7 separate regions of the Mus musculus genome follow, and all the other regions are linked to region 1. Evidence: chromatin loops called from intact Hi-C (ENCODE). Cell type or tissue: left cerebral cortex. All regions are shown on one strand.

Region 1 (4,000 bases):
GTACTTTCCTCTGCTTCAGTAGCCAGACTCTGCTGTCACACAGTTACTTCTGTGACTCTCGGACTGGGTATACCTACATGACCTCACCGTTCTGGTTTCTGTGGGTTCCTGGGCCCCCATCAATCCAAGAGTGCATATCTCCTTTCTGTCTGTCTGTCTGTCTAGAGTTGATGGTAGGACCCTGCGAGTGCTTTACGGGCCCCTATTTCCTCTCTTGGGTCTCCCAACCCCTGTTTCCAAGCCCATGCATTACTGCCTATCCCTTGTACAAGGACCCAAGGGCAGGACACTAGGTTCGGATATTTGGATATTCCATCACTCCAACCAAGGGTTCACAAATTGCCGGCATTGCCTCCTGCAAACTCGCCATTAGAGATGCCTCTCTAAGGCTAAGGCCCTTTCATGTCTCTGAGGGTCTTCGCTTGCTCTGGTATCTTCCACCTTCACACTGGTGGGAGCCGTACCTGGCTTCTCTGGACTCTTAGGAAAATCCCCATCAGGTTATGGGGCTTCCCAGTCCAGCCTGTCCTTGGCACTGAAGATGGTAGCTGTTTGGGGCCAGGCTCTCAGCCAGAGAACCCATTTTTCGTCCTTTAGATGGGAGGTGCAGGGACAGACAAGTCTAGGGCACACCCTGGGTTGTAGTGGGAGCAACTTCAGGTCAAAAGAGGCCGTGCCTTCACGATGAAGTCTGGATGCTGCTGGATGCAAGAAAGTCATCGTAAGTCACCCCCCTCTACCCCCACCCCCGCATCTTTGCCGCTCCCCAGAAAGACCTTTAACTGAAATGACCCTGACTAACCTGTCTTTTTTTTTTTTTTTTTTTCGAGACAAGGGCCTCACCGTGGGGAATAGGTTAGCCCCATACTTACAGGTTAAAGCAATCCTCCTGTTTCAGCCTCCTAAGTAGCTAAGCTATAAGCCTGCTGCCATTCTCAGCTTGGAACCCCTGTGGTCCTGGTGTAGACTTCTAGGCTATTCTGACAGATCTGCAGCGGCTTGCCTTGATCTCACATGTCCAGGCCCGGTCTAAGAAGCTAGCGTCCCACTCATGGTCGAGCATCTGGCCTGGCTTAACTTGGCTCAGGGACCCTCTGGGGACTCAAGCAGTAGGACACAAGCCTTGCTTTACCTCATCTGAGAGGAAAGTACCAGACGAACAGGCAAGACAAAAAAACCCCTCAGTCCTACCCTATCCTGAGCTGCAAACCTAAAGAAAAATAAGAAGCAAGGCTATGGGGGCGGGGCGGGGGCGGGGATTGGAAAGTCAGAACCAATGAGGCTGTCCCCTCCTCTAGCATCCTGGGTGCTCCATCCTTCAAGCCTGTAGTTCCCAGTCGTTTACACATAATGTGCCTCTTCATTCAGTTCTTTCTGGAAACCCTCGGAGGGACCTGTCCCTGGTGCTCAGCTCTTCCATTTCTTGCCAGGACTTCTGGCTAAGGGTAAAGTTAAATAAGAGAACTCTGGGCGCCTCTTCAGCTGGACAAACCCGTACAACCTAGGGGGCGTGGGGTGTGGGGTGTGCAGAAACCTTGGCCGTGAGTGTGACCAAACAGGCAAGGGCTATCATTCCCAACCACCTAGGATCTGGCACTTCTGCGGCCATCAGGGTTCACTGTTCCTGCTCTCTTCTGCCCCCGCGTGGCTGCTCCTGAAATTGCAGAACACAATAAGTCCCACAGAAACTTCCCTACGGGATTCGGTAGGTGGAGCTCTATCACACTCTCTGTCTGAGAAACAATTCTGATCCTACCCAACTCTGCCTAGGCTTTTCACAGCCCTCACTCAGGGGGTCTTTCCACAAAGGAGAACTTTGGGCCCCGCTGGCCGTTCTGCTGCCTACTGATCTGTGCTTCCAAGAAAGTCGATCTAGGTCAAATAAATGAGGCTTAATTCTGTGCTTATCTGAGAAGTGGCAGCAACTGGGCAGGGCTTGGAGCCCAAGCCAGGATTGTACAAGGTACCTTTTTCTCAGAGAACACCAGAGTGGGATGTTGCCTTTCCTGTGAGCAGCCCAGCAGCTCATCAACAATTGAACCAGTGTCATCAGGTCTGGGGAGGAGGTGGGATTAGCCAGAGGGCACCTGACTCTTTCATCTCATGACTATGACAGCCCAGTTGAGCCTTTTGCAGGCACTGGCCTTCCCACTGGGTACCACCCACCATTCTTATTCTTATTCTTTTTTTTTTTTTTTTTCAAGACAGGGTTTCTCTGTGTAGCCCTGGCTGTCCTGGAACTCACTCTGTAGACCAGGCTGGCCTCGAACTCAGAAGTCCGCCTGTCTCTGCCTCCCAAGTGCTGGGATTAAAGGTGTGCGCCACCACCGCCCCGGCATCACCATTCTTCTAAATCCCACCCTATCTGTGGAAAAGCTCGGGAGAGACTACGTACGCCATGGGAAGCAGGAGCAGAGGAAGCAGGCAGGGCTCAAACTCTGATGCTATTAGTGGGTGACCTCACGGACAGTTATGGAACCGTGGGGAAACACAAACAGACGGGAACCAGGAAAGATGTAACATGAGCTTGTGTTCTTGTATGGGGATGGAAGGGCGTTCCTGAGTATGCTAGAGAAGAGGTAAGAGTAGAAGCCTGGGGTACAAAAGAGGTCTCTTCTCTGCTGGACAGTTCTCTTTCTCACTGCTCAGGCTCCGGGGCCACTCTTCATTGTGGGACTGAGCCAACCCGAGCTCTCAAGTTGTTCCATGGGGCAGGAATCAAGGCAGTTTAGCTCTGGGGGACCTCACAGGAAGGCAGGCACCAGGTCTCAGTTTATCAGGCTCTGGGGAGTGAGGAACTGAAATGGGAGCTTCCAACGCAGGGCTTGGGACATAGGTACTCCAGTTCTAGGACGGGACAAGAAGGCCATCCCTTAAGTCTGAGGAGTTAGAGTCATAACCAATAGACAAAGGAAGTGCAGGTTACTGATGGAGAAGTGTTGGGGGTGGGGTTCTGGAGTTAAGACTATCCGGTATCATGTCTCAGTCAGAAGGACAGGCTAGGACAGGTATTGGGTCCATAGTGTTCAAGGCACAGATACTAGATGTGGCATTCATAGGACTAGGGTACATGTTCTTTGCGCTTCTCCCGGGGAGACTGGGTCTTGGTGAGCACGTGGCCCGATGCTGTCAGCCAAGTGTGCTCTGGTCTCAGGGCTGTGAGCTCCACATGGTCCTACAACAGAGATAGGTTTAACATGGCACCGGAGTCCCGCCAACTGCTCTTAGGTCCTAAGAAAGCTAAAGAGCAGCGGGGCTGGGGGTGGGAGTTCTTGAGTGATGCCCTCACACAGGTAGGGTCTTACATGTTGCTCTTCCTGCGGCGATGCAGCATCATATAGATGATAGAGATCAGTGCCACTATGGCCAGGCCTCCGAAGATGATACTCAGTAGCACCGTGTAGCTCCGCCCTGAGAGAGATGAAAGTGGCGACAAAGGCCAGGAAGGCACAGGCATGCAGAGGCAGGATGGGAGGGGCAGCTCACCTGGCTGACACTCTGGGGTAGGCATAGACCACTTTCCATCAGCCTGACAGGTGCTACTCTCCGGCCCCACCAAGCTGTAGCCATTGTTGCAGCTGAATCGGACAACGGATCCTTCCAGGTACCTCAAGCCTTCCTTATGCCCGTTTGCAGGTGGGGGTAGCCAGCCACAGGATACCACTGGGCAGAGCAGAGGACAGGCCTGAACTGCTGGCCACTGAATGGGGGGGAGGGAGTGCTAGGCGATCTGAGAGGTCCACCCCTTGAGTCCCTCCCCACTCCCTACCAGGCTGCAGGCTCTTCAGACGGTGCTGGTGCAGTTGGTGGGCAATCCGGGTGGCGTTGCCCACGCTCGAGCTTCCTGTGCTCATCACATCAAGGATGCAGAAACGGTCACCCTCACACAGTCTGGCCACATCTTCTGTCTGGCTGGGGCTGAGTGTGGTCTCATCAGGGAAGAGTGGTTTGAAGTTGGGGTTGTGCTTGGGTCCGTACACGAATTGGTAGACCAGAAGCC
Region 2 (4,000 bases), 76 kb after region 1:
AATAACTGGGAGCCCCCTTAAAGTTTACAGAATACATGACACGTACTTCTCCCCGGAGACAGGGAGTCTCAATACGAAGCACATGGGCCAATTCCAGGAGATACACTGGAAGAAACTCCGTCTCAACTATCCCTCCCTCTCCCTTCCACCTCAGTTTGGTCAATCTGGGGTGGCCTTGTGACCTTGGTAAGAAGAGCTGGATATGATGGCTGACTACTGTGGCCTCAAGGGCCAATCATAAAACAAGTGTGAGTCTGCAAGAAGCGCCCAGCGCCCACCTTCAGTGCATGCAGCACAGTGGCCAAGTCAGGACAGGTCGGACAGTGAAGCTGGGTCTTATCCTAGGAAGGAGCTTCCTCTGTCCATAGCCTGATGAGTCACGTGGCAGTGCCTACACACCTGAGGCCATACTCTAGCTAGAGAGTTGGGGTAAAAAAAAAACCCAAGAATAATGGCATACCCCAGGACCTGGGCTTCCACCCTATGAGCTTCTAGTTCACGGATGACCTGAAGAACTACATCTAGAAGCGGCCAGGCTGTGCAAATCAACCAAGGCCTGTGTCAAAGGAAGCTGAGCATGTAATCGGTAGAGTCAGTTTGGAACTCAGAGGTCTCTCAACTCCAGGGTACTGCCCATGCCCTTCCATCTGACCTCAACTCCCTAGTCTAAGTGGTACCAGGCTAGAAGCACCCTAGTTATACTGGGAGGGAGCCTCGACTTAAGAGCAAGTATTAATACCCTGTCTTGGGTCAGCTCATGAAGCAGGAGTAGTGGTAAGTAGTATGATTTCAAGCTACCAGCAAATGCCTTACTTTGCAACCTGCTTGTTTCTGCCTAAGGTCTGGCCCTTTCCCTAGGAACCAGAAACTGATGAAAAGGATATCACATCTGAAGAGTACAACTAATTTAGGGCTCTATTAAATTTAGGGGTCTAACCATTTTCATATTACAGATACTTCTGTAGGCTGCAGAGGGTGAAGAGGCTGGGGGTTCTCAAAGTGCTATGCTCTCCATGTACTGGGCCTGGACAGAAATGAGGTATGGAAACCCAGTGGCTCCACAGTTAACATTTTGGAGCTACTGAAAGTCTATCTGAACTTCCTTGTTCTGCAAACTTCCAGAACAACTAACTATTAGTTAGCACCATACACTTACCTAGTGCCTGAACTCTGCAGCACTTCCCTAATAGCTCTATGCTCATACATGTGCCACATGGCTTAGCAAGCCCATCAGGGCCAAGTGATGCCATGGGCTCCTCTGAGGTACTCCTGTCTCCCTCCTTCCTGCTCCTAAAAGCATGATCAACCCTGTGGGTGGACAGGCAAGTCCGTGGTACCTGCAGTCTGAGCTGGTTGGAGGGGCTGCAAAGCTGGTACAGGTCCTCCCCAGTCCAGGAACACAGGGCAGGTAGATACATAACATGATGTGGAGGCTGCATCAGCACCAAGGGTATCTAGCAGAAACTCACAGCAAGGGTCTACTTCTACTGTGTCTGCTCAGTACCTTCAAAGGTCAATGGCTGGAACGGGGTGGGTCTCCCAAACAATATGAGTTAATAAAGAAGAGGAAGAGGCTCTTCCACAGAGAGATCTGCTGAGCTGGAGACAGGAGGAGCCAGGGGTTGGATCTTCTCATTTCTGCTCTAGAGAACTGTAAATACAGGGCCTTATCAAAGACACAGCCCACTGGGAGGTGGTGGAGACACAAGGCATGCATAGATCCTCAGTCTCTTTTTCAACATATATGATGCAGGACCAAACCAAATCTAGATGGATGCTCAAGTGTTCTCCCAGGAGATCACTGAAACACCAGCCCCAGAGGAGCAGAGGGGATCTAGCCACTGTGCCATGCTTCTCCAGGGCTTTTCTGAAATGGATCTCAACACAGCAATCTTGGAAGAGTCGCCCATGTTCCCCAGGAATCTGTATACAGGGCAGACCTCCGTGGAGCCAGGATAGCTCTGCCCCCTCAGCTCTCTACTAGACCTCCAAGTGAGAGCTACCATGGCACTCAGAGCACCCATCCTTCCCCTAAGAACCACCTGACATAGGAACGGCCCTGGCACCAATTCTACCCTACCCAGGAGTGTCACATCCCCATCCTGGAAGGCAGAGTAACAGCTCAGATGAGATGAGTGACATGGAGTGAGGGTGTCTTTAAGCACTATCACCAGCTCTCTGGGGTTCCACTTTAATGACCCTCTAAGTCCATCAGTTTGCTTATGCCAAGTACACTGTCACCAGCTTGTTACTGTACAGGTGAGACCATGGAAAGATTAAGCTATAGGCCAGCATGCAAGCCTCCTACTGTTAGTAAGAAATGTGACGGAATAGTCGCCACCTGCCTCATCCCACATGGAACAGCCTCTAGATGCCCAAGAGTGACAGACTTAGTGTTAGTTATGGCCTACCTACCACAGGACAGAGCCATGACAATGTGCTGCAGACAGGCGCAGGCCACATGGAGCTGACAGTGACAAGAATCACTCCAGGCAGCCTACAGGGCTTCCAAATGTCATTCAAAGATGCCAGCACCCCCATTTTTGCAGGTAGGAAAATGCAATCTCAAAAGGAAGCTGCTTCCGCCAGACCTGCTCCTTCCCTGCCTCCCACATGGACGTAGGCAGATGGCGACCTGAGCATGTCTTGGAAGCACAAGCACTGTGAATCCATGAGGTAAATGAGCAGCCGCAACATTGCCCGTGTCACCCCAGACCCAGCACCCCCCTCGCCAAAACAAAGCGACAAATGAAGTCGCTCAAAGCACCCTCCCCGTAGCTGGTGTGCCGCCCTTGGCACAGTAGGGAGAACAGGGACTATACCGTCCGGCGCCGCCTGCTGATGGGGTTTTTTACATTTGACGTAATCGTGGTCAATCGGAGTGGCTGTGTAAGGTGGGGATGTCAGACCTGGGCCAGAGGAGGAGGGAAGGGAGGCTCCGGGGCCCGGCAGTGTCCCAGCTGAAGAGTGGGAGTCCTCATCCACCAGGCAGGCCTTCTCCCTGTGGGGACAAAGCTGCACGTCAATGTCCACACTATGAGGAAAGAAATGTTCCTGTGGGTCAGCACCCTTCCCGGGCGGGGGCTGCTGCTCCACATACCTTGAGTGGTCCCTGTCTCGAGTGGCTAATGCACTAAGGAGGAAGGGCTTCCCCCATATCACCCTCACAGCCTCCAGCTTCTAAATGGATGCTGCCCAACTTCTCTGGCCAGGGGCTAACACGTTCTGGTTTCAGGCTCGGGAAATCTTGCAGGGGAAGTGTCAAACATATCCTTAGCATGCACACCAAGTCAGAGCCTTTCTGCAAGATATCTCAGCACAGCCAATCCTCCACAAATGAGCATCCACAAACAAGTACACACCAGCGCAGGCTTGCACAAGTACAACATTGGTAACGGGGAGGAGGGGGGAGTAGAACTATCCTTCCTGTTCATGTAACACTGGACATCTTCACTATGCAGCAAAGGTATGAGGCAGGGAAAAGGTCTAAACAGGTCAGCACAGATGGCGTCCCAGGCCCACTGCTGAAAGGTGAGCAATTAAACACCCTCAGTTGTTCTTTGTTGAAGTTTGAGGAGAATTTTATCAGAGTTTGAGAGAGGAAAAACAAACAGAACAGGAAAGTCACCCCATAAACCTCCACAACTGCCAGGAAGAGAGATGGAGAAGAGAGACAGCCCTGCCACTTGAGTCAGGGGCTGAGAAAGCGGGGAAGTTCAACAATGACTATGACAGACAGCTACACGGCACTGGACAAGGATGCATGCTTACACGCTGCCCAGTCAGCATTTGAAAGAAAATGGGACACTGAGTTACTCTTTCTCAGTTCCAACCCACAAAAGCAAGCACCCTACCCCGAGGGGCTCCTCCACAAGCAGTCGATGCCTTGCTTAGGTTTTCATTTATTTTGTTTTTAATTAAGGAACCCAGGGGACTGGGGGGCTGGGGGTAGGGTACCACAGTGGCTAAACACTTGCCTAACATACACAGGCTCCTGGGT
Region 3 (4,000 bases), 68 kb after region 1:
GCCTTCTTCTACCAGGTGTGTGTGCTGCTGCTCAGCTGTAAGGCCAGCACTGATGAGGGAGAACACAAGACCTGGTGTCAAAACTAAACTAAACCTAAACTAAAGTAGCAGCAAAGCATGAAGCCTTCTAAAACACACAAAAGTAAAATGCATAAAAACCACAAGAAGCCGGAAGACCCTTACAGTGCTGTGAAGAAGTGCAGTGTCTTCAGGTTGGTGGTGACTAATGGTGTCACTGTTAGCCGGAAGGCACAAACCACATTTGTGCAATCAGTGAATAAGTGATAAAGTAGTTTGGGTATCTGAGGGTGAAGTAGGGATCTAGAGAGCCAAGTCCAAATTCACCCTGTCACTGACCAGCTATGCTGAGATGGGGCAGAGGCAGACACAGCCCCACTGTGGCCCTCCCAGTCCTCCTTCAGAACCTTAGACATCAAACACTGGTGACTGTATCAGCAGGTAATCCCAGGGGATTGTACAAGCTACTTGGTGGGAAAATGGGAAACAAGGTGGAATTGTTTACAAAAAGTAGAAAGCCCGGAGCCTGGCAGGGCAGACTGTCAGTGCTGAAATCCTGCTCCTTTGTTCGAGCCTGGAAAACCTAAAATCCATGCCACAGTGATTTGCACTTTGGTTCCCCTCTATGTAAAACTAAAGAACAGTGACCATTTCCAAAACTGTCATTATGATTACACAGGTCATTAAACACAGGTGCCTGTGCAATACCTGGCACCCATAAAAATGTCAGCCCAATTATCCATTCCTAATTGTTACAGAGACTAGGTACGATTTATCAGTAATGCCACACACTAACCATCAGACATTTTATTCTGAATAGTTTTGCTGAGCCACACTGCAGTGGGTTACGGGTGCCCTTTCTTAACCAGTGCCCAATCACTGACCTCAAGCCAAGAGAGAGACTTGCAGAGGAACACTGAGAACTAGCTCTGACCTCCAATACCTGCTCTGCTGCTCTGGCCATGAGACGGAGGTGTCAACACGTAGCACAGTAGAGACGGCTGTCAGGTCCACAGCCCAGTGAGTGATAGCTCCTAAGTTCAGCTGGCCAGATGTAATAAAAACAGAGGATTTGGGCCACAGAAGAGACCAAAGCTGGAATTGTCTTACTTGATAAAAAGCTCTTCCTTACTTTCAGGGTCAGGCATGGGGCTTCCTAAGTCCTGAGTGAGGGATAAAGGCCAGGCCTGCTACACTCAGAAGAAACTCCATCTTGGGTCTCCACTGTAAGGGACCACTGCTCCCTCTGCAGGACTGATAGCCCATTGCTGTCTCCGTAGAAAGAGAATATTGAGAAATGGTGACCATTATTAATTACACTTACAGTAATCATATAAAAAGTCAGTATAATGGATACATGGGGGAGAACCACAGCATTACAGAGGCCAGAGGACAATGCTTTCATCAGTCATCTCCTCCATCTACATGAGGACTCCAGGCACAGGCCTCAGGGAACAGGCTTGCTTAGCGAGTGCCTTTACCTGCTCTATCTTGCTAGCCCTTGTTGAAGAACTTTGAACTAAAGGGTCTTTGGTGCACATTCCAATCTCATATCTGCTACTGACATGCTAGACAAACATGGCTGAGTAAGTCTACTGCCTTAGGGCTCCCATTTCATGTTTCTTAACACAAGCATCCTTATTCCTGAACATGGGATCTCCACAGGCTCTACCCCCTCACACACGCTAATGACAGCATAATGACCTATCCCATCCCACAGCATTCGCACTGGCCTAGACAGAAACATGAATAGCTTGGGCAATGCCAGAGAGGCCTGAAAGTCTCCAGAAGATGGCAGCCATGCCCTTGCTGTTAGCATCCCCAAGAGAGCCAGGCCAGGGCCAGCTCATCTCAGGCAACAGGAAACACGCTGTGGGGACTGCAGACTGAGAAGCATAGCCAACCAACACTGAGCTTCAGGAAAGCATCCAGGCTTTGCCAGGATGATCTCACCACTGGCACAATGCCTCACTAGCTCACTGGCTCTCAAGCTGTTAGGCTCGCAGCCTAAAGGAATTGCCAGTTTGGTGGAATCCCAGCTGTGATCATTGTAAAAACAGAGGATTGACTTGAGCAAATGGGTATTTACTCCTAATGAGCTAATGCCTGCGCAATGCTTCAACACGAGGGGACCACGGATCCACAAGCAACATGGGGAAGACAGCCAGACTATAACGGGAATGCTGTGGGCAAGAAGAGATGATGGAACGGAGGGTTGTGCTCCACTGAAAAGCAACACCCCGCAGAGAGAACACTCTTAAGCCTCTTAAAATGCCATGAGAGGCACAGCAGCCACAGGGGAGGGGCCAGGCTGGACAGCCTGGGGATGCACTTCCCCAACCTCTCACATGCGTGAGAAGCTCTGAGAGCTGGCAGAGCTCAGGCTGCCACCGCTACTGAGGATGTTGTGGTAGCTCCAGTTCTCTCCTCAGGGATGAACACAGTATAAAGCAGCCCTAATAAAAGCACAGCTAATGGAGCCAGAATCACCACAGTCCTGTGGCAACACCTAAAGGTCACAGTGCTGGACAGTGCCGGGGGTTAAAGGTTGTACACAACAAAGACTAGGAAGCCGGAGCCAGCAGGGCAGGCTGCTGCCTGCTCGTGGGATGCTGGGGGCTTACATGTATTAGAAATAGAAGACGGCAATGGCCATCGACATAGGTCAGTAGATGTAGGCCAGTCATTAGGATTTCTATCTGGCATGCATAAAGCCCTAGGCTCAATTCTCAGCACCACATAAACTAGTAACTCCCATACCCACTAGGAGAGGCAAGAGCATCAGAAACTAGCCAAGTCATCCTTGGCTAGAAAGAGGGTAAGTATCTTCTCCTGTCCTGCTTCTTCCAAGACTAAAGGCATGAAAGACTTGTATTTTTTAAATTATGTGTAGAGGCCAGAGTGTTGAATCCCCTGAAGCTGGAGCTAGAGGAGGTTGTGAGCCATGTAACACGGGTGCTGAGGATTGATCTAAGTCCCCTGGAAGAAAGGCAAGTGCTCTTATTCTCTGAGCCATCTTCTCCAGGCCCAAGATTAGAAACTTTAAATTGCAACTTCTTTTCTCTTCATTGTATACATGTGAATGCAATGCGAGCATTGTGTGTACGTGGAAGGTCCCTCAGGCATAGTATGTGTCTTTTCCTAATGAGCCCTCCCTCTGTCTTGCTACCCCATCCCCCTCCTCCTTCTCCTCCTTTGCAGTAAGAACGTTACTACACAGCCCTGGGCCTTGGGATCCTCCTACTTCAGGCTCTTGATTTCTGGGATTGCAGGCAAGTGTCACCACACTCAGCAAAGGTGAATTTCTTCAAATAAGATACGTTAAGAGGTTGCAAAGTTCAGGATTTTGTTTTTCTCTGTTCCTGCAGGTCTGGTGAGTATGAAATGGTGGGTAAGATAATCCTGATTACAAAGTCCAAGAAGACACACATGGTTCCACATCAAGTACCCAACTGGCCAGAGGAAGCCAAGTTTCCCTTCTTTCAGAGCCATAGGGTAAAGACGAATGAAAAACTCTTAGAAGATACCCAGAAGCCTAGCCTGTGGTATACAACTATAATCCCTGCACTCAGGAAGCTAAGGCAGGAGCCAGCCTGCGCTACCTGTCAGGATCTGACTTTAAAATATAAATAGATAAGTAGGTTGCTGTAGTGTGCATGCATACAGAGCCTCCCCATCCCCTCTCCCAGGGAGCCATATCTTCTCTGGCACAGCTGACTGAGGACCTTGAGGAGGCAAACAGACAAAGATAAGAGAGAAAGTGTGCCAGGCACATTTCGCAATATGATAAAAGTACCCTCTTTCTGCGACCAGCTAATGAAGGATGGCTCAGGGGCTGGATGAAATCAGACAAACAACAGAGCCTAGTAGCTCTCCCACAACAGAAGGCCAGCCTTAGACTCTAAAGTCGGATCAGTTAGTTAGGAGTAACAAGGAAAACTGTGTGAAGCCTGGGGCAGCCTCTCCTCCTCCTCCTCCTCCT
Region 4 (4,000 bases), 50 kb before region 1:
TCAAGGCCACTATATTTTTCTCCCACCCACAGTGACATCTTCATCTGTCATGTGGTGGTTGTCCACAGTCTTCTCTGGGACCCCCCCAGATGGAACCTATGAAAATCTTTCTCATCCTGCTTACTCCTCTACCCCAAGCCTGTGTGGCTTGTAGCAAAAAGCCGAAGTCAAGCCTCTTCCTTCATCCTGTTCATTCTCCATTATCAGAGGGTTTATTTTCCCTAAAGACTTATTTATTATATGTAAGTGCACTGTAGCTGTCTTCAGACACACCAGAAGAGGGCGTCAGATCTCATTACGGGTGGTTATAAGCCACTATGTAGTTGCTGGGATTGGAACTCAGGACCTCCAGAAGAGCAGTCAGTGCTCTTAACCGCTGAGCCATCTCACCAGCCTTACCCCTCAGGTTTCATTCAGGGCTCTCCACTAGAATGCTTCCTGCCTCTCTATTCCTGTCGTCTGGCCTCCCATTTCCAATACTCTCCCTGCCTACTAGTGTTCTCTCCATGTTACACTGTTCAAGACTCGAATCTTCCCTGCTGATTCTTCAGCTCTGACCACAAGTTCCATAAACAATCACACAGATCATGTAAGAACATGGCAAGGGTCTAGTGGCTTGAGGGACAGACAGTCACAGGCTGGAGGTTAAAGAGGGTGTCGGACGGGATTTAGAAGGTACTGTCCCTAGTCCTGGGGAGGTCCTGGTTTAGCATAGAGGTAAGATCCGCGGCTGGGGCTTCCTAAGACCAGCTGGGACAGCCCTGTTGCATCCCCTTCCCGCCTCCTCCCTCCTAACCTCCTCAGGCCAGCTCTGGGGTCTCGGCAGGTGATCCGCAACATGAGCTCTGAGTTCTACGCCACCCAGCTCCGAGCCCGCATCACTGATGAAACCACCCACCCAGCCGCCTACTATGAGCCTGAATTCTACCTTCAGGATGATGGAGGCACCGCTCACCTGTCTGCGGTTTCAGAGGATGGCAGTGCTGTGGCTGCCACTAGTACCATCAACCTCTAGTAGGGGCTGTGCAGCTGCTGGGCAGAGCAGGGACCTGGGGGTGGGTGGGTGGGTGGGGCTCCTAGTAAGTGCTCTTGGCCTGGGCTGGGTGGGGACCAGGTGGGGAATGGCTGGGTTGTATATCATTATCTGAGCTGGCCTATCTTCAGCTTTGGCTCCAAGGTCCTGTCTCGGGTCAGTGGCATCCTGTTTAATGATGAGATGGATGACTTCAGCTCGCCCAACTTCATCAACCAGTTCAGGGTAGCCCCCTCACCAGCCAACTTCATCAAGCCAGGTGCAGGGTGGGAATCCTGGGATGCAGGGCATGAGTTGGGAGGGGGCTGGTACCCTAGGCAGGCAGCAGACCAGCCCCCTGTCTCCTCCTATGGATCATAGGTAAGCAGCCTCTTTCATCCATGTGTCCCTCAATCATCCTGGATAAGGACGGCCAGGTTCGCATGGTGGTCGGAGCCTCAGGGGGTACCCAGATCACCACATCTGTTGCACTGGTATGTGCCTTTTGCCTGCCCTTTCCTGCTCCTGTCTCTCTCTGCCCTTGCTCCTGGGCTATACTGACATATTGGTATCCTTTCCCGCCAGGCCATCATCAACAGCCTGTGGTTCGGATACGATGTGAAGAGAGCTGTGGAGGAGCCCCGGCTGCACAACCAGCTTTTACCTAATACCACAACGGTAGAGAAAGACATTGATCAGGTAGGCTGGGAGCTGAGGAGACAGAATCATGGTGTGGGATGAGAGAGCATCCTAGAGGCTGGCATCTTCTGAGTTACGACAAATCTGTGGCCCTGCTGAGACGTGCCCTGTCCTTTCTCTCTCTCTCTCTCTCTCTCTCTCTCTCTCTCTCACACACACACACACACACACCCCAGGTGGTGACTGCAGGCCTGAAGATTCGGCACCACCATACAGAAGTCACGCCCACCTTCATCGCTGTAGTTCAGGCTGTCGTTCGAGCATCAGGTGGTTGGGCAGCTGCCTCAGACTCCAGAAAAGGCGGGGAACCTGCTGGCTACTGAGTGCCCGGAAGAGGCAAGATTGACCCGCAGCCAAGGGACGAGAATGGGAACAGGAGCAAGAGTGGGACGTTGGAGAACATGCCGCCTCTGGGTGGGACAGAGGGAGCGCAATAAATGGAGGCCACCGCCAAGCTGCGGGAAGCCTTTGCGGGCTGAACTTTCCATATCATGGACTTTAGTGTCTTGTGTATGAAATGGAGTCATCTCACTTGGAAAATGACAAGGCAGGATCCTAAGACTTACCGTGATGTTAAGTCATGAAGCTAACACCAACCTTTAAGTGGGGGGAATCCCACCGTGCCTGAGAGTTAGGGGGATGGGGTAAACAGAACACCTAAATTGTCCTAAGCAGTGACACTTGCAATATCAGCCACTAGAGGGCGCCCCGACCTTGCCATTAACTGGAACAAAGCAATGACACTGTAGCTGTGGGTGGAGAATGCTTCTAGGACAGATGTGGGCTCTCATTGGCCCGCACTTAGGGGGTAAAACTGAAGGAGAGTAGACTAGAGACAAAAACAAGGCAATTTGGCTAAGGCCATACTTGAGGTCACTTTCCAAGCACAAACCCAGAGTGAAAGCCAAGCTTGTCTTGCAAGAGGCCCAGTTCTCAAACAAACAGACAGTCCCAGCAGGTCCGCCAGCTATAGAAAACCCACAGATCCACAAGGGGAACACAGCTCACAATGGATGAGCCCAGAAGAGCACCATTAGATACATCCCTCCTTGTGTTAGTCAGGGTTTCTATTGCTGCAATGAAAGACCATGACCAAAGCAGCTTGGAGAGGAAAGGGTTTATTTGGCTTACATTTCCACATCACAGTTGACCATGAAAGGTAAGGACAGGCACTCAGACGGGCCAGGAACCTGGAGACAGGAGCCAATACAGGGGCCATGGAAGAGTGCGACTTGCTCCTCATGGCTTGTTCAGCCTTCTTTCTTATAGAACCCAGGACCTTCAGCCCAGGGATGGCGCCACCCACAATAGGCTAAACCCTCCTCCATCCATCACTAATTTAAAAACTGTCCTGCAGGCTTGCCCACAGCTAGATCTTATGGAGGTATTTTCTCAGTTGAGGCTCCCTCTCTGATGACTCTAGTTTGTGTCAAGTTGATATAAAACTAGCCAACACACTCTTTAAGGGCAGCCCCTCATGCTGTGTCAAGGTCTATAGAACTCACAGCTGTGACCACGAGGTAAAGAGACACTTGGAGACAATGTAGAAGTGAGCCACCGGGGTAGTCACAGCCTAGGAGCTAAATATTGCCCCTTAAAGTGAGCACAAGTTGGGGGTCCCTGAGGGAAGGGACCCAGTGGCTGGAGGAGGGTCCCAGGAGGCTAGAAGTCCTGGTGTTTCCAACCTGCCCATGGGAAAGCAGGGTTTTCCTGTAGGTGTGCTCCATGTCTGAGCTCTAAAGCTCTCTATCTCTGGGGCTCCTTGGGGAACACAGAAGCTGGGCTGAAGGGGGGGGTGCCAGCCATTCCTCAATCCATATTTGAAGGGGAGAAGGCAGGATTCCCTAGGCCAATATATTAAGATATGGTATATCAGTGTTTCATGCCCCACTGGACTGGCCGGAGATTTCCATGGACCCAGGGTGCTTGAAGTGTACCGCGCTCTCCCAGACCCACTGCGTATAGCCCAGAGCTTCTTTGGAGACTTGGGGACTTGAGTGACCATCCCCTTTCTAGTGCCTTTCCATGTTACTTCCTGGATAAGGGCCTTTGGAGCCACCAGACCTGGCCTTCCCAGCCAAGTCCAGTATGATAGCAAGCCTTGAGAATCCGTAGAACTGCCTCTGAACTCTGGTCTGCGCCTGACCAGGATGTCCCAGCCAGGGACCAGGAGGGGAAGATAACCTACCCTTGTGTCTGCTTGTTCCCCCCATACTGCTTTGGCCTTAGGGGACAGTGGCCCGTGAGTGGACTGGCCTACATTCAAGAATGTGCTTTGGTTCCTGGTTG
Region 5 (4,000 bases), 84 kb after region 1:
GTCATTTCTCGTTAACTCAAAGGTCCTTTCTTTTAGCTTCTTTCTGTAGCACCTTAACGGTATGAGTTTATGAAGTTCCTATTGATCTCTTTCTAGGGTTCCCAACTATAACCTGCATGGCCGTGGTAAGGACTGGTGTCCCTCAGCCACACAGGTTACAACTGGAAGGAGGTTAAGGAGGAAGAAGGCTGATACAACTATGCCTCATTGATCTCAAAAAACCAGGCATCCTTTACAGCGTAAAGCCCCAGTGCAGGGAATGAGCACCTTGCTCCCACACGCTCAGTGGGACATGCAAGCAGAGGGATTCTGTCATACTGCCTCGAAAACGAGGCCCTACAGCCAGTCTATTTAAGGGAAAGGCAGCTGCTTAAATGTAGTTCTTCTGCTTGCACTGCTTAATAGCTGTGTGGCTCTGTCACTGTCCCTAGTTTTGCTAAGTTCAGCGGGAACAATATCCCACTCAGGAGGAAGAGGGACAGTGGTCAGAAGCTATGCCATTTGACTCCATTCTGGCTTGTCACCCTCTGACAGAATGGATACCCTTACTCACAGCCTTTCAGCCTCCCTGTGTATTGAGTGCCTGTGCTGGCATCCTGGCTGACATCTCCCAGTGCTGCTTGGGAGAAGGAATGGGTCGTTTTCATATGTAGCATGAAACACAGAAACAATGTCAAGTCACCCCCTCCGAGTCACTTGGTTAGGAAGTTCTGGTCCCCAATTCTTTCTCCATGCCTTAAATCCAACATCATAGGAATATTTCCACTTCCCCATACCATCTCTGGCAAGTTTGCAGGCAAAAGCTAAAGACCACAGCAGTTCAGATATGGCAAACAGGTGCAACAGCCTAGTTCTCAGACATAGTAAAAAAAAACACAGCTTAAGCAACCCGGGGACTGTATCCTAGAAATCTGCCTCCCCAGGGGTGGAAGGAGCCCAGGGAACACAGGGCAGCCCTGCAGGGCAGTATGCACCCCAGATACTGAGGCCAAACCTCTCCCTTCCTCCAGGTCAGGAGATGTCAAGTTTGCCCTCTACCTGCAGGAGCTGGACAAATAAAGCTCTGCAAAAGGTCCTCTCGGTTCTCGGAACAAGTCTTCCCTCACGGGGAGGGACTACCTCACCTCAGTGTGTCTACCTGGAGGATAATTGTGTCCCTACTGTTATAAGGCCACCCAATGAAGCAATAAGGGGTTTCTGTATGGTCGGCTATAACAAAGTTGAGTTCACATTTAAAAGGATTGTATTGGAGCCGTAGAAAGTGACCCGAGTAGAGATCTACAGCACAGGCTGAGGGAAAAGGGAAGCCAGACACTGCATTTAGTACACTGGCATCCAGGATGAAAGGAAAAGTCCAACAGGCAAATCCTCCTAGACTTTTCTAAATGTACACACCACTTGTGTGTAAAAAGGCTTTGTTTCCTTGTACAGTCTAGAAAGATAAATAACAACTTCTTAAAGGAGGTGATGCTTAGATGAGAGGCAATGCAGGCACTTCTCCACTCTGTTCTTGTCAGGACAAGGCCCTGCACAGCACTTGATATCTGCCCTGTTAGCAGTGGGCTGGGACCTCTAAGGACACTTCTCACACATACTCTCTGCTTCTGGGCTCAAGCCTATCCCTATGATGTCACATCTAAACTACTGAAGAAAAAAATAAATTTAAAAAAATAATAAAGGAAAACATAATGCCCACCCAGGAGCTTGCAAAAGCACAGCTTCTGTCTGCAGGTCCCTGGTACGTCCTTTTAACAAGCTCCACGCCTACCCAAAAGACCCAGCCAAGTATGGAGCCCCTATTCTCACTTATCTATAGAGTTCATACAGTCTGCACACTGAGGAAGAAAAACATGGGGACCAAACTGCTTTGAGTCTAGAAGCCAGAGACGAGCTACTAAGCTGAGGGCGAGGTGCCCGAGCACAGATGAGGACAGCAGCAGTGCCTTGAGGCCTCACACAACAGCAGGGAAGCCCAGGGTCGTGCTGCCCCTCAAGTGTGCAAACTCTGAGCCTTTATGCTCCAGAACTCACAGTGAGCACAGCTGACCATTACCTGCCAAGAGAATACCCCTGAAAGGCACAGAGGATTCAGAGAGTCCCAGGGCAAGGGAGGTCGCTCCCAAGTAGCTTTGGAAACGTAGCTTTCTAAAATGCATGCTGCAAAGGTGAAAGGTGTGTGTTACAGAATCCTACAACCGACAGAAAGCTGAGCTCTCCAAGAGTCAACTTCAGCTCTGCTCACAAAGAAGAGCACATTCTTGAACTGTCAAGTTCTAGTGACACAAGATTCAGGAGGCATTTTCACGACTAATTTTTTCATAAGGCCCAATGACATCTTTTATTCACTATTGATTACAGTAACTCAGTCCTCATTAAGTGGGTTCACTTCATGACTCTCTCGGAGCCGAGGTTCTCAAACAGTAGCCTTGTGTTCAGGGCAGACTGTTAAGGATGCAGCTCAGATATAAAACTGGCAACCTCTAGTGGAGAAGTCTACTGCTGCATTCTTCCTCAGCTTTTGCAGTATCATCTGCCAAGTTCAGAGGCTCTGCAGGCCAGTGTCTTACTCTGCAGGGTCCTAGAGGCAGTAGGGACCTCAGCACACTGTCAGCTCCCCATCAAGGCAACAACGCTTCAGAGGAGGGCAGTGGCGAGTGCAGAGGGTCTCTTCCAGCCACCCAGCAGTGTCAACAGTGTCGGCAGTGCCATCATCTTGCCTGGGGTTTTCATCACAGATGATCAGTGCAAAACCTGAAACCAAGTACTATCTACCTGACTGGTCAGCTCCTTCAACCTTCTTCCTCAGAGATCTTCCTGAGCTCCAACCTCTTACTGCCCCGCTGGCCTGCATGGTGTGGGGATGTAGCTCTACAGCAGTCTGTGCTCACCAGGTCTGATCTCTAGCAGCCTCCACCTGCTGCTAAGAAATCCGAAAGCATGTCGGAGCGATCCCTTCACTTGCATCTGAAGGAACCAGTGATGCTCTACAGAGCAGAGCTGTAGGTCAGACCTGCATCCTGCCGAGAGGAACACCACACATGGCAACTGAAAACCCTAATGCCAGGCCAAGCATATTACCGCGGCCCCCACGTCCTTCTCTGGAAACAGGGAATCGGTGCCTACTTCAGATGGTCTTATCCCTTCTTCACTACTCAACTCCGTTCAAACTGATGACCAGTCAGGCAGGTCATAAGAGTCTACCTCTGAAATTGTTGTCAATGGACTAGGTGCCCAACGACCAAGAAACAACAACATTCCTGCAGGAAAACAGTTCACATGTCCCAGAGAGCTGGTGTGTCAGAACAAAGAGCAGCAGGGACCTAGGCCAGCCTATTTAGACAGACAATGGCAGGCCCTCTGTAGCACCCTCCTCACCTGCTGCACAAGCTCCGGGGGCAGCTCACTTCTCCACTGCTTCAGCTGACGGGATGCGAAAGAGTGTAAGGCATAGGACATGGTACCATACTCAATCCACAAGGACAAATTAGAGCTGTCAATCTCAAGGGCCCTCCGGAAGCAGTTGAGAACAGGTGTGGCATGTTTCCAGATGGGCCCATCACTCTTCAGCTCATTTGAGTTCAGCTTGTCCTGAATTCGGCTGGCCCGGGCCAGAGCCATTCCCGCCCAGGAGTCAAACCTAGGGTAGTGAGAAAAGCAACAGCTACCAACATTGCTGACCTGAAGGATGGACGGCAGACACTACAGCTTGACAGAGAGTCCGGCAGATACTACAGCCTGACAGACAGTCGGCAGACACTATGGAAGCAGAGCTAATGCTGCCCCTCCTATACACCATCAGTTCAGCCCACCACACCTTAAAACTGGCGTGCGGAACTCTCTGATCACCCCAGGAGATGGCAAAGGCAGAAGCAGCCAGGGAAACCCAGAGGTGCTTTTACTACCCTCCAACACGCTCGCGTGACACCGTGCAAGAGAGAAGCAGGAAAGACACCAAAGACACGCTGGTGCAGAGGACAGCAAGCATGGGAGAGCTTTCTCA
Region 6 (4,000 bases), 220 kb after region 1:
TATCACAGCTGCCTGAATGGCCTCATTCACAGGAGACACAGCTGGGGCCCCTCGTGGGTGGGCAGACACACTTCAGGAAAATGGGACCGGACCATTCAGCAGGTGGGGTGGAGGTGGGCAGCGGGGAGCAATGGAGAAGAGGGTGGGGTGAGGTAAGAAAGAAGCCAGAGCTGGACAGCCCCCAAAGGAGGGACAGAAAATTTCCCCATCGTTTCATGACCAAGGTGGTACCATAGTGCTGAGGGCAAACTAGCTCTGCCTATTGTGAGCCCAAGGTGGACTGATGGTCTCAGAAAATATCTGCAATTAACCAAGACCTAGGGCTTTGGATGGATAAACGAACTCTCCCCCCCCCCACCCCCCACGGCGCTTCTCTGTCCTGGAACTCGCGTAGTCCAGGCTGGCCTCGAACTCAGAGAGATCCGCCTGCCTGCCTCTGCGTCTGCAGTGCTTGGTTAAAGGCCCATGCTGTAACAACAAGGTTCAGATGAAAGCACTCTTAAGGCAAAAACACAACCCAGTGGGAAAAGAACCCTCAAAAATGATGAGAAAAACGTCTGGCCACCCTCTGAATAGGTCCCGCCCCGCCCCCTCCCCCTCATACTCCTCAAACCTAGAGAAAGACCAGAGCCTGTTGCTATGAATGACAAGCAAGTTCCCCCAAATGACAAAATGAGGATGGGAAGGCCTCCTGTTCCTTGCCTAGCTGGGCCACTCCCCTCTGAGAGGCCAGTAGAGCCCTAGGGAGTGACACCCCTCTCTTGAGTAAGCAGTTTTATGAGTTTCACACATAGCATAGAAAAGGCTGAAAATGGCCTGAACTTGTCATTAGGTTAAGTTGTTGTAAAAATGTCAAGATATTCTTTTCCCAGAATTGGCCTCTGTTCCTTAAGTTTACTCACTAAGAGAGATAGTCTCCGGTCCTTAAGTCTGGCCCCGTAATGCAGTTAAAGGTTAACCAATGATAAACTGCCAGCCCTAAACTGGGACTGAGAAGTGCTCTAAAAAATGTATAAAAGGTGTGTGCTTTAGCTACGCGGGGTCGCTTCCATCCTGATTTCAGGACAACCCCAGCATGCTGGATCAATAAACCTCTTGCGCTTTGCATCGATCTTCGACTCTGCGTCCCTGTGAGTGGCATCCCGGACGTAAGGCTTTTCCGGTCTTACAAAATCTTAACTGTGGCCTGTCCTGCATGGGGGGTGGTGGTGGGGGTGGTGGTGGGGGACAAAAAGCGATCTGCAGGCACCACAGTAGACTTTTTTTTTTTTTACTTAAAAGTATGTAGTATGATTTTCCTAGGAAGACGGAAAAGAAACATTATTCACCCCCTAATAATGAGGGCCCTAGCAAATCAAAGATTCTGACAAATCTACCTTGGCAAAATAAGATTACTTATAATGGCACGGGCTGGCATGGGCACCGGAACTCCAAGCTTTTTTGTTTTTGTTTTCTCTGTATAGGACAGGGTTTCTCTGTATGGCCCTGGCTGTCCTGGAACTCACTTTGTAGACCAGGCTGGCCTCGAACTCAGAAATCCGCCTGCCTCTGCCTCCCGAGTGCTGAGATTAAAGGCCGAGTGCTGGGATCACGCCCGGCTTGCTTTTTTTTTTTTTTTTTTTTTAATGTGATTGTCCTACACCCAGAGCAAAATGATATCTGGGTTCAGAGCGCCACCTAGTGTTAGCTCATCAGAGGTGGCTCACTAGAGGCATTGAGAGGACAAAAGGCAAAGATACATTGTGACCGGAAAGTTGGCCTATTGTGCAGCAGTCGGGCGCACAGAAAAACTGAGCATCTGGCTAAAAGATGGAGTCACTCTGGTCAAGTCTTAGACAAGTGTAAAGTGCTACTTGTAGAGAAAGCTGGAGTTGAGCGGACGTGTGTGATGTGCGTGAATTTAGGCCTTCTCTGGAGAAATCTGAGAGAAGGGTCACCCTGGGGTGGGAGGGAAGTGGCAGAAGAGAACTCTTTTGGCATTCGAATTTGGGCCACCTAAACCTATATTACCTGCTAATGTGAGAAGGGAGTCCTCCAGGGATGACCCCCTCCCCCAATACATTACCCAATCCCAGGTGACGGTCAGGCCTAAACACATGTACATATGAGCCCACACTGAAGGTTGTATTTTATAAATAGATACAAATATATTCACATGTTTATAAATATATATATGTACATCTATCCCTCCTCTGAGAACTGACAGGTTCCACTCATAGAACAGTCTAAGTACTTTAACAGCCCGACCTAGACCCAGCCCTACAGAGTAAAAAGCCCAAGCTCAGGACTTGTAATCCCACCAATCCCCACCCTGGACATCTTGGCCCCACCCCCGCCCCGCCCCGCCCCCAAATGCTTTATAAACCCTGTCTTCTGCTCAGTTCTCTGCACCTTCTGAGCAGTGGCAGGCACGGGCCTGGGTTTTTTCCTCCCAATCTGTGTGAGGTTTTTTTGTGGGGTGACTCTGTGGTAATCCTTGGCTCTCAAATGCCAGGACACCTTTCCCCTCAGAGTTATAACACAGTATATGTGTGTAGGCAATAATAACTAAAGGACCATAGAATTGAGGGGTAACCTTTGAGGAGTTGAAGCAGGTGACGAAAATTCAGTCCTCATAGATCTCTCAAAAGGATAATAAAAAAATTGTAAGAGGGAGGTAAATATATACATAAGAAATAAAAATATATACATTAAAAAAACAAAAAACAAAAAAACAACAAAAAAAAGGTTTCTAGGAACACAAAGATGGAATCTCCTTGGTAGCTTTTCAGTCTGGAGCCGTATTGGAATCTAGCTGTTAGTGGGTTTAGGAATGCCCTAGTAAGTTAGTGATTGTGAGTACAGACTCCAAGCTTGCCCGGTGGAGGGCACTGGGGACCAGAACAACTGCTATCTCTTGTACATGAGCACTGGACACACTAGCCTCGGTGGGGTGGGGGTTAGAGGGAGCTGTGAGGCCCACTGGTGGGTCTGTTTGCATCATGTCCCTATCCTGGTCCTGGACCCTCTCACCCAGAGAGTCCCACAGGTCTGGGGGCCTAGTATGGTGCTGCTTCTTGAGAATGGAAGGGGAAGGGGTGGGCGGATGTGAGGATGGCGTTTAGCTGCCCACGGTAGGGAAGACTCAAGCAGCATAGTCATCTAGAACTGTAACTCTGGCACAAGAGATGACAGGAAGGGAGCCAAGGAACACGGGTTTCTCCAGATGGCCCCCATGTCGAAAGCCTGAGCTAGTGCCAGAAGTGGAACCCCCTTCCGGAAAGTCTGGTGGCCCAGTAACCTGCCTTCTAGATTCTCCTGCCTCCAAAAGCTGTCTTAGGCCTGACTCATCTTCACTATGGAGGAAGATGAAACCCTAATTCAAGGAAGCCAAGGAAATGCCCAAAATAACTTTTTCCTCTTACTAATTTGGCTAGAACTGTAAATAAATCCATTTTTCTTCACCAATAGGGATCCTAGACTTCTTTTAGAATGTAGAGAAACTAAGATGGTGGGTTATGAACCTGCGTGTCCAGTTCAAGTCAAAACAAAGGAAAACCTCTGGACATTACTCAACCCTCTCAACAAGTGAAACACTGCTTTGGGAGAGCCACCAGCTCCATCTTCAGCTATTGCTCAGAAGACAGTGACTCAAACTGATCAGGCCACCTGCCAGCTTTAGAGAGTGGTGGATCCCTTCAGCATGGGCCCAATGGGGTACGCTGGCCGGCTCCTGGCGGAATCATCTCAGAGCGGTGCTCCAGGCCTCTGTTCACCGCATCAGCCTGATCACGTGATACTCTTTCAGATGTCCCGCCCCACGCCTCATCTCCGCACTTCGAGGCTGGTGCGGCACAAATGGAGGGGTTTTACAATTTATCAAGACCTGAGTACAGGCACAGGCCACCCGAGATGGAAAATGTGCCGATCCATCTTCACGATTGGGTGAATATGGAGGCATGGCATATATTTATATAGTGAACCCCTTCATTTCACAGATGGGGGAAACTGAGGCCCAAAA
Region 7 (4,000 bases), 320 kb after region 1:
GCTGGCAGGGGTGGGGGTGAGGGTGTCACAGATCAGCGATAAGAGGATTTGAAAAGTATAAACAGTGGCCCTGGGCTCAACCCCCAGGATATAAAAAGCAAAGAGACACACATAAAAAACGTGCATAAAAACAGACGTATCCAGCTGCTTCGCCAGGGCTCTGAAGAAGTACCTCATTTCTGGAGATGAGCATCCAGATGCCGCGTTTGGGGGTTACGGAGTCCCAGAAGGGTCTAGCTTACACTCTTCTCGCCCTTCTTGCTTTCATCCACCTTCACCTCATTGTGGTCCTATATGAGCGGTGGGGGAGGGGGACATGTCTGGCCAGGATTACCTTTGAATAAAGGATCTCGAGCCTAGCCTCAAGGAAGGTTCAGCTGTAATTGGAGGCTCTAGACTCGCCTTTCCCAACCTCAGTATTTTCCTGTGCGCTCCGTCCAGCGCGGGCTCCGCTCCGCTGTGCTAGAACATGCTTTAGGGACACCAGGCCACCAGCGGCCAGGCTCAGCAGCAGGAGCACAGAGATGATGAGACCTCCTGAGGCCTAGAGTGGTTCCGGAAGTGCCCACGGGTGGGGAAGGGCAGGGTAGTTTGCTGGGGTGGTGCTGGGGGTGGGGGACACCTGGGGAGCAGGGCTCCAGGCCCTGGGGGAGTCGGATGTGGCTCCGCCCCGCCGGCCAGCTGGTGGTCCTGTCCCTGCCCAGATGCCCCCCTGCGTCCTCTCCACTGGTCCTTCCCGCTCCACCACCAGATCTACCTATGGCTCAGTTGGACCACCGCGAGGGTGCCCCAATTGGCGCACGATCTGCGGGGAGCTCGGTGCGCGGATCTGCGGCCTCTCATCCAGCTTAGAAACCGTGATTGAGCCTAGCGTTTGCCTGTGCTAGGCTTTGGTGGGGGGTATGAGTTCCCGAGAGAGGTGGGCGGTTTGGGATTCCAGATCTTTGGATTTTCAGTCTGGAAACATTTAACAGAGTGGTGGGGTGGGGTGGGGGTGGGGGGCAGATAAAGAACTCCGTGGTCGTCTCACCCCTCCCTTACTCTCCAGCAACTCACCATCTCGAAACTCATTAAGTGTGGCACTGCTACACGTTCTCAGTCAGGGTTACTAAAAAATGGTCAAATGCTCTGACCACTCAGAGCGTTTGCAGGACACGGAGAACCCTAAGCACTTGGGAGCCTGAATCAGGATTGCCAACTGGCCTCTGAGGCAATGGGCAGATCTTTGTGAGTTCGAGATTATACTGGTGTATATAACAAGTTTCACGACAGTCAAAGCTAAACCACGAGATCCTATCTCAAAACCCAAATAAATAACTTTAAAAAAAAAAAAAAAAAAAAGCAAGCGTGACTTTTTTTTTTGCTTATTTATGGGTAGACAGCGACACCATGTGGGAGATCTAAGCAATTTCAGACCGTGTCTTAGAATGTGGGAAGAGAAACAGGGACTGAACTCCCCCATCTCAAGGGTGTTTTTCTCTTTAAATTTGCCTATTCTTTCTAGGGAAGATTGAATACTTGGAGAGGTACCACAGGTCTCCCTCCGTTAGTCCAGAGTGATTTCACTCCTGAGGTTAGGAGTTATCTTTTGGAGCAATATCTCCCCCTGGCGGCTCTAATGCATATCACATACTTCGATCAAATCCAACCCCAATCCTATTAATCCCTCAGCACTAAAAATTCCCAATTTAATAGTTAATTTGTAATTTAAAATTACAACCAACGATTTTTTGCTTCCAGTGTGGTCTACTACAAGGGTAATCCTGAGATGTTCTTTCTTTTTTTCTTTTTCGAGACAGCGTTTCTCTGTGTAGTCCTGGCTGTCCTGGAACTCACTTCGGTAGAAATCCACCTGCCTCTGCCTCCCAAGTGCTGGGATTAAAGGCATGCGCCACCACTGCCCAGCTTCTGAGATTTTTGAAAATGTTTTTGATAAGCTACTTATTCTCCAATGGTGAAATGAGCCAGTTAAGCCAAATTAAAATATACAAAGGCAGGTTTAATGGTAATCAGCTCTCAGGTGGATTCACTGGTCCCAAGGACCAAATGAGGCCTGAGAAGTCACCAGGGGGAAGGAGACAGAGGGGAAGAGAAAGAGAAAGACGGAGTGTGTGTGTGTGTGTGTGTGTGTGTGTGTGTGTGTGTACATGCACAGGGAGAAATGGAAAAGACTTATTGGGGGTTAAGAGCACTGACTGCTCTTCCCAAGGTCTTGAGTTCAGTTCCCAGCACCCACGTGGCAGCTTGAAACTGTCTGGTGCCGTCTTCTGGTGTGCAGATGTACATACAGCAATAACCCCCCCCACACACACACACATAAATATTGCAACAGAAACGACTATGTTCACCCAAAATTCAAGAGACAAGTCATTTCATGTATGGGAGGAGCACTATGGTCGAGAAGCACATCTCATACTTAGAGTCAGTCCTAGCGATTCTGATTATTCCCATCCAGGTAGAAATCTTTGCCATTTATTGCAGTCAGCTAGCAGCACTGCTACTGCAGTCCCCAGCTGACATCTACCACCCTCTACTTAACAAATAGCCCGTTATTGTATGTATTATATACATTTGTACGTCACGTGATGCCTAATCTTGCTTGTCAGCTTGACCACATCTGGAATCAACTAAACCCCAAGCCATGAGGGATTATTCCTGATTGAATCATCTGAGTGGGGAAGACCCACCTCACATCTGGATCTTTTGAGGAAGGGACTAGTCTGAAAGCTAAGTCACAACTTTGGTTCGCAGTCCGTGTAAAAGGACATACAAGAAGGGTGTTCCTGTTACTCGGGCATTCCTTCATTGGTCTTTGTTCATTGGTTTGTTGCTTGTATTATGTTAATTGGACTCCCAAAATTACAGGGGGATTCATACCTCGACACATAAGACGCTGAGGGCTCCTGCTCCTACTTGGCTTTGATTGGTAAATACAGTTGCCGGAGGCAAAAGGCTGGGCAGGGAGACAGAGGCAGGACTTCTAGAATTCCCGGACAAGGAACACGGGAGAGGGAGAAAGAAGATTGCCATCCCAGAAAAGAAACAAGATCCAGGGTTGAGACTGCAGAAGAGAAAGCTCTTCCCTGCCCAGCCCATACAGAGAAAATAAATCATTTAAGAAGTTGAATTGTAAGCCGGGAGTTGGTGGTGCATGCCTTTAATCCCAGCACTTGGGAGGCAGAGGCAGGCAGATCACTGAGTTCGAGTCCTGTGTGGTCTACAGAGTGAGTTCCAGGACAGCCAGGGCTACACAGAGAAACCCTGTCTCAAACAAAACAAAACAAAACAAAACAAAACAAAACAAAATTTACTTGCATAAAATGGCACGGCTCCTGAGGTTAGCTCTGCCATCCAGAGCTGTGGCTGTGGTGAGATAAGCAAAGGAAGCGCCTTGGCACACAGTTTAAGTGCCAAAAACAACAAACAAACAAACAAAACAAAAGAAAAATGGAATTGAGGTAGATACCAGTTTGATATCACATTTTAATTAAAAATAATGCGAACATCCACTAAGATCAAATATAAACCGAAAATGAAGACGGAAGAGATGTTACTGGTTTCAAAATCTGCTCCATGATCCGCTATAGCTCATAAAGACGTCATTAACGACCCTTCTTCAGTTGTCCCACATTAGTCCCACCTGCGCCAAAATTTAGCCAAGGATGATCCTTTGTGGCTAATGATGGAGAGACTGCATAGGGACTGACCAGGCAAGGCTCCCTCTCTCCCTCTCCTTCCCTCCCCTGACCTCCTCCCGCACACCCGGTATGTCTCCGTCTCTCTCTTTCCCTCCATTCCCTATTGAACTCATGACCTCCGGAAGAACAGTCAGTGCTCTTAACCGCTAAGCCATCTCACCAGCCTCACAGCCCCAGGTTTGTTGTTGACGTTGTTGTTTCGAGGGCTTCTCTGTGTATCCCTGGCTGTCCTGGAACTTACTCTGTGGACCAGGCTGGACTCGAACTCAGAAATCCGCCTGCTTGCCTCTGCCTCCCAAGTG

Evidence for each region. Peaks named below come from ENCODE experiments on the same cell type or tissue, not always from the same donor. Only the 100,000 strongest peaks of a DNase experiment are listed, where the experiment ranks them.
Region 2: it touches region 1 in a loop (2.6-fold over the local background); 13 of 42 quality-filtered maps call a loop at or near these places.
Region 3: a loop joins it to region 1, with 2.6 times the contacts of the local background. A loop is called at or near these places in 13 of 42 quality-filtered maps.
Region 4: it touches region 1 in a loop (2.5-fold over the local background); 24 of 42 quality-filtered maps call a loop at or near these places.
Region 5: a loop joins it to region 1, with 2.9 times the contacts of the local background. A loop is called at or near these places in 2 of 42 quality-filtered maps.
Region 6: it touches region 1 in a loop (4-fold over the local background); 11 of 42 quality-filtered maps call a loop at or near these places.
Region 7: it touches region 1 in a loop (3-fold over the local background); 2 of 42 quality-filtered maps call a loop at or near these places.

Annotation. Positions count from the first base shown.
Region 1 is chr10:75,634,196-75,638,195 of GRCm38, forward strand. It overlaps Susd2 (sushi domain containing 2), which reads right to left. Exons shown (of 15, transcript NM_027890.5): 12 at 3,770-4,000; 13 at 3,487-3,663; 14 at 3,306-3,411; 15 at 2,424-3,175. The coding sequence ends at 3,151. Gm40695 (a long non-coding RNA gene) reads right to left here and starts at 2,190. Exons shown (of 2, transcript XR_871832.3): 1 at 465-2,190. In left cerebral cortex, a CTCF peak has its summit at 1,670; a DNase peak (open chromatin) is centred at 1,658.
Region 2 is chr10:75,710,631-75,714,630 of GRCm38, forward strand. Cabin1 (calcineurin binding protein 1) reads right to left here. Exons shown (of 37, transcript NM_172549.3): 26 at 2,823-3,001. Among named protein-coding and RNA genes, the nearest start is that of Gm40696, 15 kb to the left of the region's middle. In left cerebral cortex, no CTCF peak of the experiment used is centred here; DNase peaks (open chromatin) are centred at 2,388 and 2,618.
Region 3 is chr10:75,702,456-75,706,455 of GRCm38, forward strand. The region is part of intron 26 of Cabin1 (calcineurin binding protein 1); the gene reads right to left. The region is part of intron 2 of Gm40696 (a long non-coding RNA gene); the gene reads left to right. Among named protein-coding and RNA genes, the nearest start is that of Gm40696, 7.3 kb to the left of the region's middle. In left cerebral cortex, CTCF peaks have their summits at 1,259 (motif pointing left) and 1,806 (motif pointing right); a DNase peak (open chromatin) is centred at 1,966; H3K27ac peaks cover 1,923 bases.
Region 4 is chr10:75,583,994-75,587,993 of GRCm38, forward strand. Ggt1 (gamma-glutamyltransferase 1) reads left to right here. Exons shown (of 15, transcript NM_001379537.1): 11 at 827-1,014; 12 at 1,165-1,292; 13 at 1,394-1,506; 14 at 1,598-1,711; 15 at 1,888-2,200. The coding sequence ends at 2,034. Among named protein-coding and RNA genes, the nearest start is that of Ggt5, 3.4 kb to the right of the region's middle. In left cerebral cortex, a CTCF peak has its summit at 2,406 (motif pointing right); a DNase peak (open chromatin) is centred at 2,422.
Region 5 is chr10:75,717,903-75,721,902 of GRCm38, forward strand. Cabin1 (calcineurin binding protein 1) reads right to left here. Exons shown (of 37, transcript NM_172549.3): 23 at 3,376-3,637. Among named protein-coding and RNA genes, the nearest start is that of Gm40696, 23 kb to the left of the region's middle. In left cerebral cortex, a CTCF peak has its summit at 2,495 (motif pointing left); a DNase peak (open chromatin) is centred at 2,497.
Region 6 is chr10:75,851,978-75,855,977 of GRCm38, forward strand. No RefSeq gene overlaps it. Among named protein-coding and RNA genes, the nearest start is that of Mif, 6.3 kb to the right of the region's middle. In left cerebral cortex, a CTCF peak has its summit at 1,704 (motif pointing left); DNase peaks (open chromatin) are centred at 1,682, 3,216 and 3,664.
Region 7 is chr10:75,950,385-75,954,384 of GRCm38, forward strand. Gm40698 (a long non-coding RNA gene) reads right to left here. Exons shown (of 2, transcript XR_871837.3): 1 at 3,859-4,000; 2 at 3,466-3,640. Among named protein-coding and RNA genes, the nearest start is that of Gm5134, 2.1 kb to the right of the region's middle. In left cerebral cortex, a CTCF peak has its summit at 1,512; a DNase peak (open chromatin) is centred at 1,499; H3K4me3 peaks cover 1,119 bases.